Regions from separate parts of the Mus musculus genome. Here region 2 is linked to region 1. A link is a contact called in ENCODE Hi-C or POLR2A ChIA-PET data. All regions are on one chromosome and are shown on one strand. The core of a region is the stretch at or near the end of the contact, and the rest is flanking DNA. Distances in the headings are between cores, read along the strand shown.

Evidence for each region. A loop is a pair of places that touch in the nucleus more often than their neighbours do. ChIA-PET counts read pairs that join two places held with the same protein, here RNA polymerase II (POLR2A).
Region 2: a loop to region 1 is called in a map of left cerebral cortex, with 14 times the contacts of the local background. The contact joins the promoter of Oaz3 here to the promoter of Lingo4 in region 1. A Hi-C loop is called at or near these places in 2 of 37 maps with a recorded cell type or tissue (gastrocnemius and left cerebral cortex). POLR2A ChIA-PET finds 5 or more read pairs at or near these places in 1 of 5 experiments (Patski).

The regions. Positions count from the first base shown.
Region 1 is chr3:94,396,657-94,401,874 of GRCm38, forward strand. Lingo4 (leucine rich repeat and Ig domain containing 4) reads left to right here and starts at 2,563. Exons shown (of 2, transcript NM_177250.2): 1 at 2,563-2,825; 2 at 5,166-5,218. The coding sequence starts at 2,761. It overlaps Rorc (RAR-related orphan receptor gamma), which reads left to right. Exons shown (of 11, transcript NM_011281.3): 11 at 536-1,620. The coding sequence ends at 697.
Region 2 is chr3:94,433,903-94,439,120 of GRCm38, forward strand. Oaz3 (ornithine decarboxylase antizyme 3) reads right to left here and starts at 2,749. Exons shown (of 5, transcript NM_016901.3): 1 at 2,486-2,749; 2 at 2,054-2,223; 3 at 1,069-1,244; 4 at 562-647. The coding sequence starts at 2,652. It also overlaps a transcript of Tdrkh not described here.

The sequences.
Region 1 (5,218 bases), core at 1,313-3,812:
CTTTATCTAAGTACATGTGGGGCAGGAAGGCAGACAGACTGGATCCTTTTTTCTACAGTGTGGCAAATGCTACACAAAGGGAAGCCAACAGGACTTTTGCCCAGCAAGGGATGGGGATGATATTCTCAGAGGAGATAACACTTGAATTAGCAAAATAAGAGTTAGCAGAGCCTCACCCTCCAGATGAAGAAACAACATGAACCAAGGCAAAGGGCCATGGGAGCAAACACAATTCATTCTGGGGTAGGCAGAGCCATTGATGCCATCATTCAAGCATGTCCTTGCTCCAAGCACAGTCCTGAAGGTACAGAAATGACCATCAAAATTGAACCTAGGAAAAGCTCACCTGTCTCGTGTCAGTTCTAACTTAGCCTGAGGTTTCCAGATATGCATACATCTAACAAATGGGATTGGCTGCTCAAGTTGGGTCAAGGGTCGGGGAGGCATCAAGAAGGGTCATCCTAGCTCAGTAACAGTGAGATGTGTTTGCTCTGCTAAGCACCGAAGTACTCATTCCCTCCTAACCTATCCTCAGCTGCCACCCAAAGGAAAACTCCGGAGCCTGTGCAGCCAACATGTGGAAAAGCTGCAGATCTTCCAGCACCTCCACCCCATCGTGGTCCAAGCCGCCTTCCCTCCACTCTATAAGGAACTCTTCAGCACTGATGTTGAATCCCCTGAGGGGCTGTCAAAGTGATCTGGAGGAAGGACAACTTTCTATTTCCTTCAGCCCTCTGACCCGTCTCCCTGGACTCCCTTCACCCAGCCTTTCCCTTTCTGCACTCTATGAAGGGTGGTATCCCTAGGAGTAAGCAAATCCTAAGACTGATTTTCTGCCCCTAGGCTTGCCTTGTAGGACAACAGCAGCAAGTGATGGAGAAAAGGCTTGTTATGTTTGATTTCCCATAAGTTCCACCCTGGCTTCTGGAAGCTGTGGGGTAGATGGGATAGAGATAGGATGACCAAGTCAAATAAAAAACAGACTGACAATCAGCAGGGATAAATCCAGGTACCTGGGATAAGGAGAACTCAAATCTAGGCTTGAAAGCTAATAACAGTCCTTTCAATACCTCATTGTATTTCCCCATGGGTCCTCCTGGGGGGACATGGATCTAGCTCAGAGACTGGTGGCAAGCCCCCAGAAGGACCTGTATATAATAAGAATATAGATTCCTGAGACTTTTCTGCCTTTCTTCTTCCTAGTTAAGAAATGTTGTTGACCCCCTCTGCCTGTTTTCTGGGACCTAAAATGCCTGGATGTGTAAAGAATGAGGGTGGGGTGGAGATAAGGTCCCAAGATAACTGTTTTATGGGGTTTGGGTATGAAGAAAAACATCACTGGAAAAATTAGAATGGAAACCTCTTTGCACACTTTAAAAGTGTCAGATTCGTTAGCAGTCTAATCAGAGACACACATCCACACAGGTGGAGCACACAGAGGCTCTGCCCCCAGTGACACCATTCTGTAGACTTTCCCTCTGGCACACAATCTCTTCCTTGAGGTTGCAGCTCTGAGAAGCCTGAGGTTCTAATTCATACAGGACACCAGAATTCATCCCAGCTCCAGCTGTCCTCTGTCCCTAAGAGAAGCAGAGGACCGGATACTAACCAGCCGGAAAACCCAAGGACCAGCACCCGGGAAGATGCCCTTGACTTCAGTCTCTACGCTATGAGGAAGGAAGGCAGCGCCATCCCCTGCTCTGTACCTGTGTGCTGCTGACTCCACATGATGGAGAGACTAGGAACAGGACAGGGACCTGTTTCTCCTCCATAGTCTTGCTCAGAATTTCTCTCAGTTTTGTAAAGCTGCAGACTCTCCTAGGAGGTATAAGCAGCAGATGAGAGGGAGGGAGGTTTTTTTTTTTTTTTTTTTTTTTTTCTCTCAGAGGAAGGGTTTAGCCAAGTAAACATAAATCCCAACTTGTGCCATTCTTTATAAAACGATTTCAAAGGCTGGAAGTGTATCGTGCCTGCGTGCTTGTACAAGGGTGCAGGGCACACATGTCGGGTGTTGGGAGACTTGAATGTGACTGCCTAGGATACATGCTTGCCCTGCAGTTTTGTTTCTGTGTCAAGCCAGCAATTTATCTGTTTTATAAGAATTTTAGCACACACACATACACACACACACCGCCCAAGATTCTCCCTCAGCTAAGCAATCCACCAGGGAGACTGGTGCTCAGATACCTGACACAAGAGAAATGGCAAGCTAAACTGAAGGAAGGTATTCTAGACTAAGAACTTCCAACAAATGATACCCACAGGCCCGTTTAGATTTAGAAATTGCACAGAATTGCCCTGCATCTAAAAGACTAGAGGCTGTGGAAGCGGTGTCCCGGGAGCTCTCTAGCTCCCCAGGAGGAACCAGGATGTCAAAACTCTCTCAAGCTTCCCAGGCTGTCTCCGTAGCAGACCCTGCCCCAGCCCTGGGTCCCCTCTTCAGTTCCTCCCCCGATTCGATTCGTCATCCCGTAGTGGCGCTTGCTGCAGCCCTCCCTGGTTGCTTTATTTATTTATTTTGCACCAACAGGGTTGCTGCAGACTCATTCTGGTTTAAAAAGAGAGAAGAGGAGGGAAAAAAAAAAAAAAAGAAAAAAATGCTTCCTGGCTCTTTTCTCTCCTTTGGTCTTGGCAGCGCGACCGCAGTAGCGGCGGCAGCAACAGCAGTCTTGCCAGCCGGCTGATGCGGCAGGCTGCCGGGCAGTGGGGAGTGGGGACTCAGACACACGGGGAAGGTGGAGAGGCCAAGGTGCAGCTCGGATGGGACAGGCCCCAGCCCTGGAGAGATGCAGCGCCCAACTTGATGCCACCCCCCAGCTTCTCCGGTAAGTGCCCCTGCCCCTCTGTGGGCACGTCTCAGCTGCCCTTTCCCATGGCATTCTCAAAGACAAGGCCATGTTAAATAGCCTACAGGAAAGAGAGCTTCCCCTCTACCCTAGCTGACCATTCATCCTGTGATTGGAAAACTAAAATGTCCCAGGTACCCCTGGTAGGGAGAGTCCAAGGAGCCCCCCCCCCCGCTTTTTTTAGCCTCTAAAAAGCTGCCCTCCTAATCTGTGTGGATACTCCAAAAATCTCTCTCCTAAGTGCCCCTTCACCATGCAGGTCCCCATGCCTCAATCTGGCATGCTTTAAAGTGGATATGTGCTCGAATGAATCTGTGGCTGCCACATAGACAAGAAAGCTCCATCTCCCTGAGGGGGCAGTGCCCCAGACTCTAGACCCCAGGGGAAGAGAAAGAGTTTTGTAACATCCATCCATCTCTTCTTGCAAAGTGACCAGAGACCAGTCCTGTAGTCATAGAGGATAACAAAGGAAGACTGATTAAATTGGCCACCTTATAAATAAAAGATGTTGACCCTAAGTCCCCCAGCCACTGGGCTAGCAGGCTTTGGGGACAAAGAGAAAACTCATGTAAGCAGGAGAAAGGGCGCTGGCACACACGCCTCACTGCACTTTTGCTGAATGCAGAGCGAAGTGATGAACAGGAAGTGCAGCAACAGTGATGAAGGGCTAGCTGTCAGGTGGACAGGAGAGGCTGGGAACTCTTAGTACCACACAGATGCCCATTAGGCCCTGAAAGGGGGAGGAGAGAGACAGCTGCTGCTGCCCCTTGCTACTCTTTCCCCTCCCCAAGTGATCCCACAACAGTGTCCTGTATCCCTTCTGCTCTTTCCTCTGCGTCCATACTGAGGACTGAACTTGGTATCTTTCTTTAGTTTCCCAACTGCGTTATCCTCTGAAGTGGCTGGAGGAGAGTCTCCAGAATGATTCTCCTGGAGTGTAGGAAGGAAAGGAGAGCTGCAGCTCCTCCTGTATTCTACATGCGAGAAAATAGGACACACAGCAGAAAGCTAACGCCACAGAGCCCAGAAAACCTGAAGCCTCAAAGTCCCGAGGTGCAGGACCTGCAGCCAGGGAAACACAGCAAGCAGGCCGCCTCCAGGAGTGTCAGCTTGCTCCTGCTCCTAGCCCTCTGTCATCTCATTCTAATATTCCTCCTCTCCTGTGGTCCCTATTGCATTAGCAAGGCAAGCAGAGGCACTCAAGACTAAAGATGCCTCCATCTCTATCACCATGTCCAGCCTCCGACAGTCATCATGGTCATCATCTCCTGATGCTGCCCAGGCTTCTGGTGCTCACTTTATACTGATGGGTGCTGTGCTTGTATCCGGGTGCCCACTGTGCTACCCAGTGGCTCCCTTCCTCCCACGCAAGGCATCAGGTCATGGGCTGTTTCTCCCCCTTTATCCATGCTTCCTTGGCTCACAAGCCATTTCTTGTGTCTTCTCAGGCAGCTCGGGTGGAAAGGGGTGGAAGCTCTCCCTCAGAAGCACATACTAACTAGAATCAAAACACCATTAAGGAAGGATGTACGGGAAGCTCAAGGCTGAGGACCCCGTGAAGTATTTGAGTACCCTTTAGATATCTTCCACATCTCAACCCCATCTATAAGGGAAGAGGTGCTGTCCTTGGGGCTCTGGTAAAGGATCCCAATCCCATCCTCCAGTGCCCCTGCACTCTGTTCCATGAATAATATACAGCCAGGCTTACCATCCACACAAACAGTTTGGGACACCAAATTGGCTACTCTGGGCCTTGGGCCAGGCGGAAAGAGGGCAGAGACTAGAGCAGAGCTGAAGCCTGCATGTTTCTTAGCTTCTGATGATTTGGTCAAACTAAGAACCTTTTCCCAGTCAGCCCAGGGTCAGAAGCTCTCTCAAGTCTGGATGGGATCTCCCTGATCCTTGGGTAAAGTTGTAGGCACAACATATGGGAGAATAAGAATGGGGTAAGAGGGACATAGCAGAGTTTGTAGAAAGCAGATGTCAGGGAGATGGGTCCTGAGGAATTCCTGGTCTCATAAATACAGGGGAAAGCGCCTTACAGGGAGATGCAGGGTTCTTTCCCCACTACTCAGTCCCTTAAACTTTCCACTACAGAAATCAGCTTGACTAGGGATCATGAACAGGAAGTACTTGGCCAGTTTTCTATGGCTGCAAAGGAGAGATTTCCCCATTAAGGTACATCAAGTCTCCCTGGTTGTGTGCCACACTTACTGGCAAGATCCACCTTTCCTCCCCTTTAAGGAGGTTCGGTGCAGTGCAGGGTCACCACCATCTGAAGCCACTTTTCAAAAGAGACCATGTCATCATCTATTCCAGGCCTCAGGGGATGGACGCAGCCACTGCTCCAAAGCAAGCCTGGCTCCCATGGT
Region 2 (5,218 bases), core at 1,499-3,998, 37 kb after region 1:
AGTACAGTTAAGCAGCATCTGGGCTTGGGGGATATTGTTTTGGTTGGTTGGTTGGGGGCTTGGGTATTGTTTTGATTGGTTGGTTGGGGGCTTGGGGGGTATTGTTTTGGTTGGTTGGGTTTGTTTTTGTTGTTGGCTTTGCTTTTTTCAGTTTTGGTTTTGGTTTGAGATGAGATCTCACTATGAAGCCAATCTGACCTTGAGTGCAGAATTCTTCTGCCTTAGCTTTTCAAATGCTGGGATCACAGGTTTGTACCATAATATCCAGCTCATTTTGTCTTATATCCAGCAGAATATAAACTCTTTGAGAGATGAGCAATAACAGACTACACCTGGTTAAATATATTCCTGTCCTTCTAGCCCTACTACTGTGAGAGCTTGATACATTTGCTTGACATTCTTTGTCAATCCATCATATCCCTTGAATGGATTCTGTAATTTCTTCCATGCTTCTTATTCATCCAATTGTAATGGTACTGAATATAATGTTGTGTGCCTTAACTTCCTTTGCAACAGAAGTGGGGACAGGGTACTGAAGTGCCAGAGGGAAGAGGGACACACCTCTGTCCTTCCGATCGATTTGGAAGTTCACAAACACAGAGTCCACATTGGTTTTCTCCTCCACATACTCCAGTGTTGCTGTCAAGCTAGAGGCCAGAGAAAAAGTTAATACTTAACTCAAAATCCAGACAGACAGAAGAGGAGAAATACTGGCAAGTGTTTGCTCTCTACCTACTGAAACTGGAAAATAAAAAGTTGCTAAAGGAGTTTGGGAGCTTTTCTCTGAAGCAAGGGATTCCACCTGATTGATGTGAGTGTCACAGAAGGTTCGTGGAGGAAAGGACTGCTTAAGAGCTAGAAAGTATTCAACTTTTTTGAATCCTTACTTTGGTGTTCCTGAGTCTAAGTCCAGCAACTGACCCTCAACTTAAAATTATTCCTTGAACTGCAAGCTCTTGTCTGTGTGCTACTAGTGTGTTTTGTGTGTCTGATCCACCCCCTGAGTCATTGTGACATGATAAAGGGTGAAATATCCCAACTCTTCCCCATGCCCATCCAGGTCCTCACCTTTCTCGGTTGCCTTGATCCAAGGCCTGATATGGGATATCCAGGAAGAGTCGGTGATCACACAGAAGGCCGTGCCAATGAGCAGAGGAATGGGGGGTAAGACGAAAGTGGAAGTCTAACTGAACTGGATCTTGGTGAAGCAGGGGGTCAGTTGATAGCACTGTCAGGTTCCCAGCCTGGAAAAGAAATAAAATTAGCTGGTCGTGGTGGCGCATGCCTTTAATCCCAGCACTCGGGAGGCAGAGGCAGGCAGATTCTGAGTTCGAGGCCAGCCTGATCTACAAATTGAGTTCCAGGACAGCCAGGTCTACACAGAGAAACCCTGTCTAGAAAAACCAAAAAAAAAAAAAAAAAAAAAAAAAAGAAATAAAATTGAAGTAATAATCTGTGCTCATTTTGTCCTAAAATCACACCTAAGGCAAACTGAAGTGCCTTTTTAGAATCAAGGAGAGGCAGATGAAGGAGGCTAGGAAGTCAGAATCTTAAGAGATATAACAATGTTCCTTAGTCCTAGGAATAGCCATCCCATACTGAGTTCTACTCGCTGTCAAATACCTGTGAGTACTGACCAGTACTGGGAAGCTCAGGGTGTCATCTTGCTCATACTATTTCCTCAGCTTTATTTCATAGAGTTGGGGAATAAGGTCTTGCTAACTTGCTGAGGCTAGCCTTTTGCTCACTCTGTAGTCTAGGCAGCCCTTTCAAGAAGCTGAGATTACAGGCCAATTACCACCAGTCAGGTCTCTAAAGTACTTTATGTCCTAAAGTCCCACGATAATCTGCTATACCTACTTTTCCTATCCTGCTGTTGGCTACCAGCTATATAACTTAGATCTCTGGGTCAGAATCCATCTAGAAAGCAAGTAGATTTTACACATGAGCTCAGGGTCCTACCTACTCTGATTTTTATGGTTATCAACTGGCTAATGTTCTCTCAGAAACCACAGAGCTGCCCTGTGACATCACCAGTTCATAGTTTACTTACTGAATAGAGTTCTTTAAGCTGGCTGTGGTCTTTTTCCTGTGCAGTGCTCCTACCCACCTGGAGGCCTCCTAGGGACTCAGGAGCACTGGAGGCAGGAGCACGGGAGGCAGGAGCACGGGAGGCAGCAATGGGGCCGGAGAGTCAGGTCCTCCTGTTCCTTGTAAGTGATGCTTGTTGGAAAAGAAAGACCCAAATTAGTGTATCTCAGTGCCTGGGATGAAGATGTGAACTATAAAGGTAGCTTCCTGACTTCAGCTACCCAGGACCAGTCTTCCAACACTGTTTCCTATATTACCTATGAATTGGTTGCAGGCCAACCAAATAGAAAAATTATACAAATCCATGCTAGGCTTCTATCCTGCCACTTAACAAGTTCTTTCAAGTTGTTTTATTTCCCTTATACTTTATGTAATTAAAGTTGAAAACAAGTACCTTTTGTAACAACAAGGCAGCATCTTCTCCCGGAGGGTGATCCGGTATTTGTAACAGTAGAGGTAATAGGCGAATGGTGACCAGAATGGATAGAGATAGTTCCGTGTTTTTCCCCTCTTGATATAAGAAAGGGAGTAGAGAGAGGGGCGGGACCTGTTACAAGGCAGTTTCTCTGTTCAGTGCCTCCCTGCGGCAAAGTGAGGTTCAGCGGATAAGTCGCAGAGGTTCAAGCCACCCTGTCCATTGTGACCTGGCAGGCATTATGACATAGACATGAGGTCACTTGCTTATGTCACTGCAGTTCCCACTAACCAAGGTTCATATTCAACTAGTATATACTTTACAACTATAGCAATAATTAAAATGCTTTAAAAGTTATATACTGAGTCGGGTGTGGTGTCACACACCTTTAATCCCAGCACTCGGGAGGCAGAGGCAGGCAGATTTCTGAGTTCGAGGCCAGCCTGGTCTGTCTACAAAGTGAGTTCCAGGACAGCCAGGGCTATACCGAGAAACCCTGTCTCAAAAACACCAAAAAAACAAAAACAAACAAAAAAAAATCTTATATACTGGTTGGCTAGCAGCCTTGCTGGAGCTCTTCTTGTACCTACCACCTTGGCCTTCCCTCTGGAACACTTCTAAGTCCAGCAACTACAGAGTTGGTGTCTAATGTCACAGTAAGCTTCGAAGGCCCTGCTCCAACACTGACCTGATTAGCAATTATTTTTGCAGTTCTTTATTTTTGCAGTCATCCCTCCCCATAGCACATAAGTACTACAAAGTGCAGAACTTTCTCGGTTGTCTTTATAGAGTAGAAATCCCAAATTAAACACCTCTAGGAAACTCTAAGGCTATACACATCCTTAATCCTAGCAGTCAAGAGACAGAGATGACAGAATTGCTCAACATCTGGAGCCAGCCTGGTTTGCAGAAGCATGATTGTGGCTGAACAGGGCCACATATCAAAACCCTGTTTCAAGCACACAAACAGGCCCAACCAGTGGAAATTAGTAGTTACAGAATCAATATATTAAAACAGGAAAAAGCTCACTCCAACATAACTCAGCAATAAGTTGCTGTGCCAGACACAGAATCAGTTCTGCTAGATCTTAAAATTTTCAACAGAAACTAGAAAGATTCTATAATAAGTTAACACATACACACATAAGAATATGGTAACAATTGTGCTGGTTGATTTTATTTCAACTTGAGACAAGCTGGAGTCACCTAAGAAGTGGTAACATGGACTGAGAATTCCCTGTGGACACGCCTCTGGGGATTTTAAGCAGTGAGTGATTCATGTGGAAGGTTTCAGCTCACTGTGTGTAATGCACCCCTGAGCTGGTGGTCCTGAGGGTGCACAAGCCATGCAGGGCAAAGTAATAAACAATATTCCTCCATGGCCCCTCCTTCAGTTCCAGTCTCAATTTCCTGCCATGACTTCCCTCAGTGATAAGCGTATAACCTGAGAGTTTTAAGATGATATAAACCTTTTTCCCCCTAAGTTGTTTTTGTTTATGGTGTTTTATCACAGAAATAGAAAACCTAAGACACTGATAAAATTTAGCATTGAGAGAAAAATTTGTTCTAGAACCAACAGTTTGAGGCCTCTTAAAATTTATTAACCGTCAATTTAAATATTTATGGAGGGCCTGCTATGAGCCAGGCACCACTGTGTGAACTATAGATCTCTGCTCTATTTAAAGTGAGAGAGCCAGATATTTGTAAGTATATAGGAAATAAGCATGTCAGAAGAGAACTGCTAAAGGGGAAACAAAAAAGAGCCAAGCCAGGTGTGATGGCACACCTTTAATCTTAGCACTTGGGAAGCAGAAGCAGGTAGATCTTTTGAGGATAGCCTAGTCTATATAATGAGTTCCAGGCCAACCAGAGCTACACTCTGAGACCCTATCTCAAAAACCCTAAAAGGATTAGAAGTGTGGGGTATGCAGCAGGGTTTTGGTACAGGTGATCCATGTAGGCCTCACTGAAAAGATGATCAATCAAAGACAAAGGGAGTTAAGATTGTCAGCCAGTCAGGTGTAGACAGGGGGCTTTCTGGTTTACATAGTGAACTGCAGGATAGCCAAGGCTACACAGAAACACCCTATCTCAATAACAACAACAATACTAATAAATAGACTGTTAACGAAGCTAATGTCTAAGGATAAGGACTATCCTAGTCAAAAGCAACAGCCCCTTCAAATGCTAAAGGTGTGTCTGTTGTTATCAACAGGAAGGCAGCTACTGTAGGTGAATGGGGCAGTAAGTATAGCTATAGTACATTACAACCTACACCAATCTATGGGCTTTTTCTTTTGCGTAAAGGGGAAGTGATTGAGCGGTCTTTTACATGAAAGAGTGACTAGATATGACTCTTAAAATGATCTTTAGTAGTGCACATCTATTATCCCAGCACTCTGGAGGCTGAGACAGGACAAGAATTGGAGGTTGAGGTTAATTTTGGGTCAGATACATGTCTCAAATGAAAAAAAAAAATTAAAAGATTTTTTAAAAAGAAGTTATGGTCTTTGCAGCTCCATAGGAGGAACAACAATATGAACTAACCAGTACTCCCAGAGCTCCCTGGGACTAAACCACTAATCAAAGAAATCACATGGTGAGACTCATGTCTCTAGCTGCATATATAGCAGAGGATGGCCTAGTTGGTCATCAATGGGAGGAGAGGCCCTTGGTCCTGTAAAGGTTCTGCGCCCCAATGTAGGGGAATGC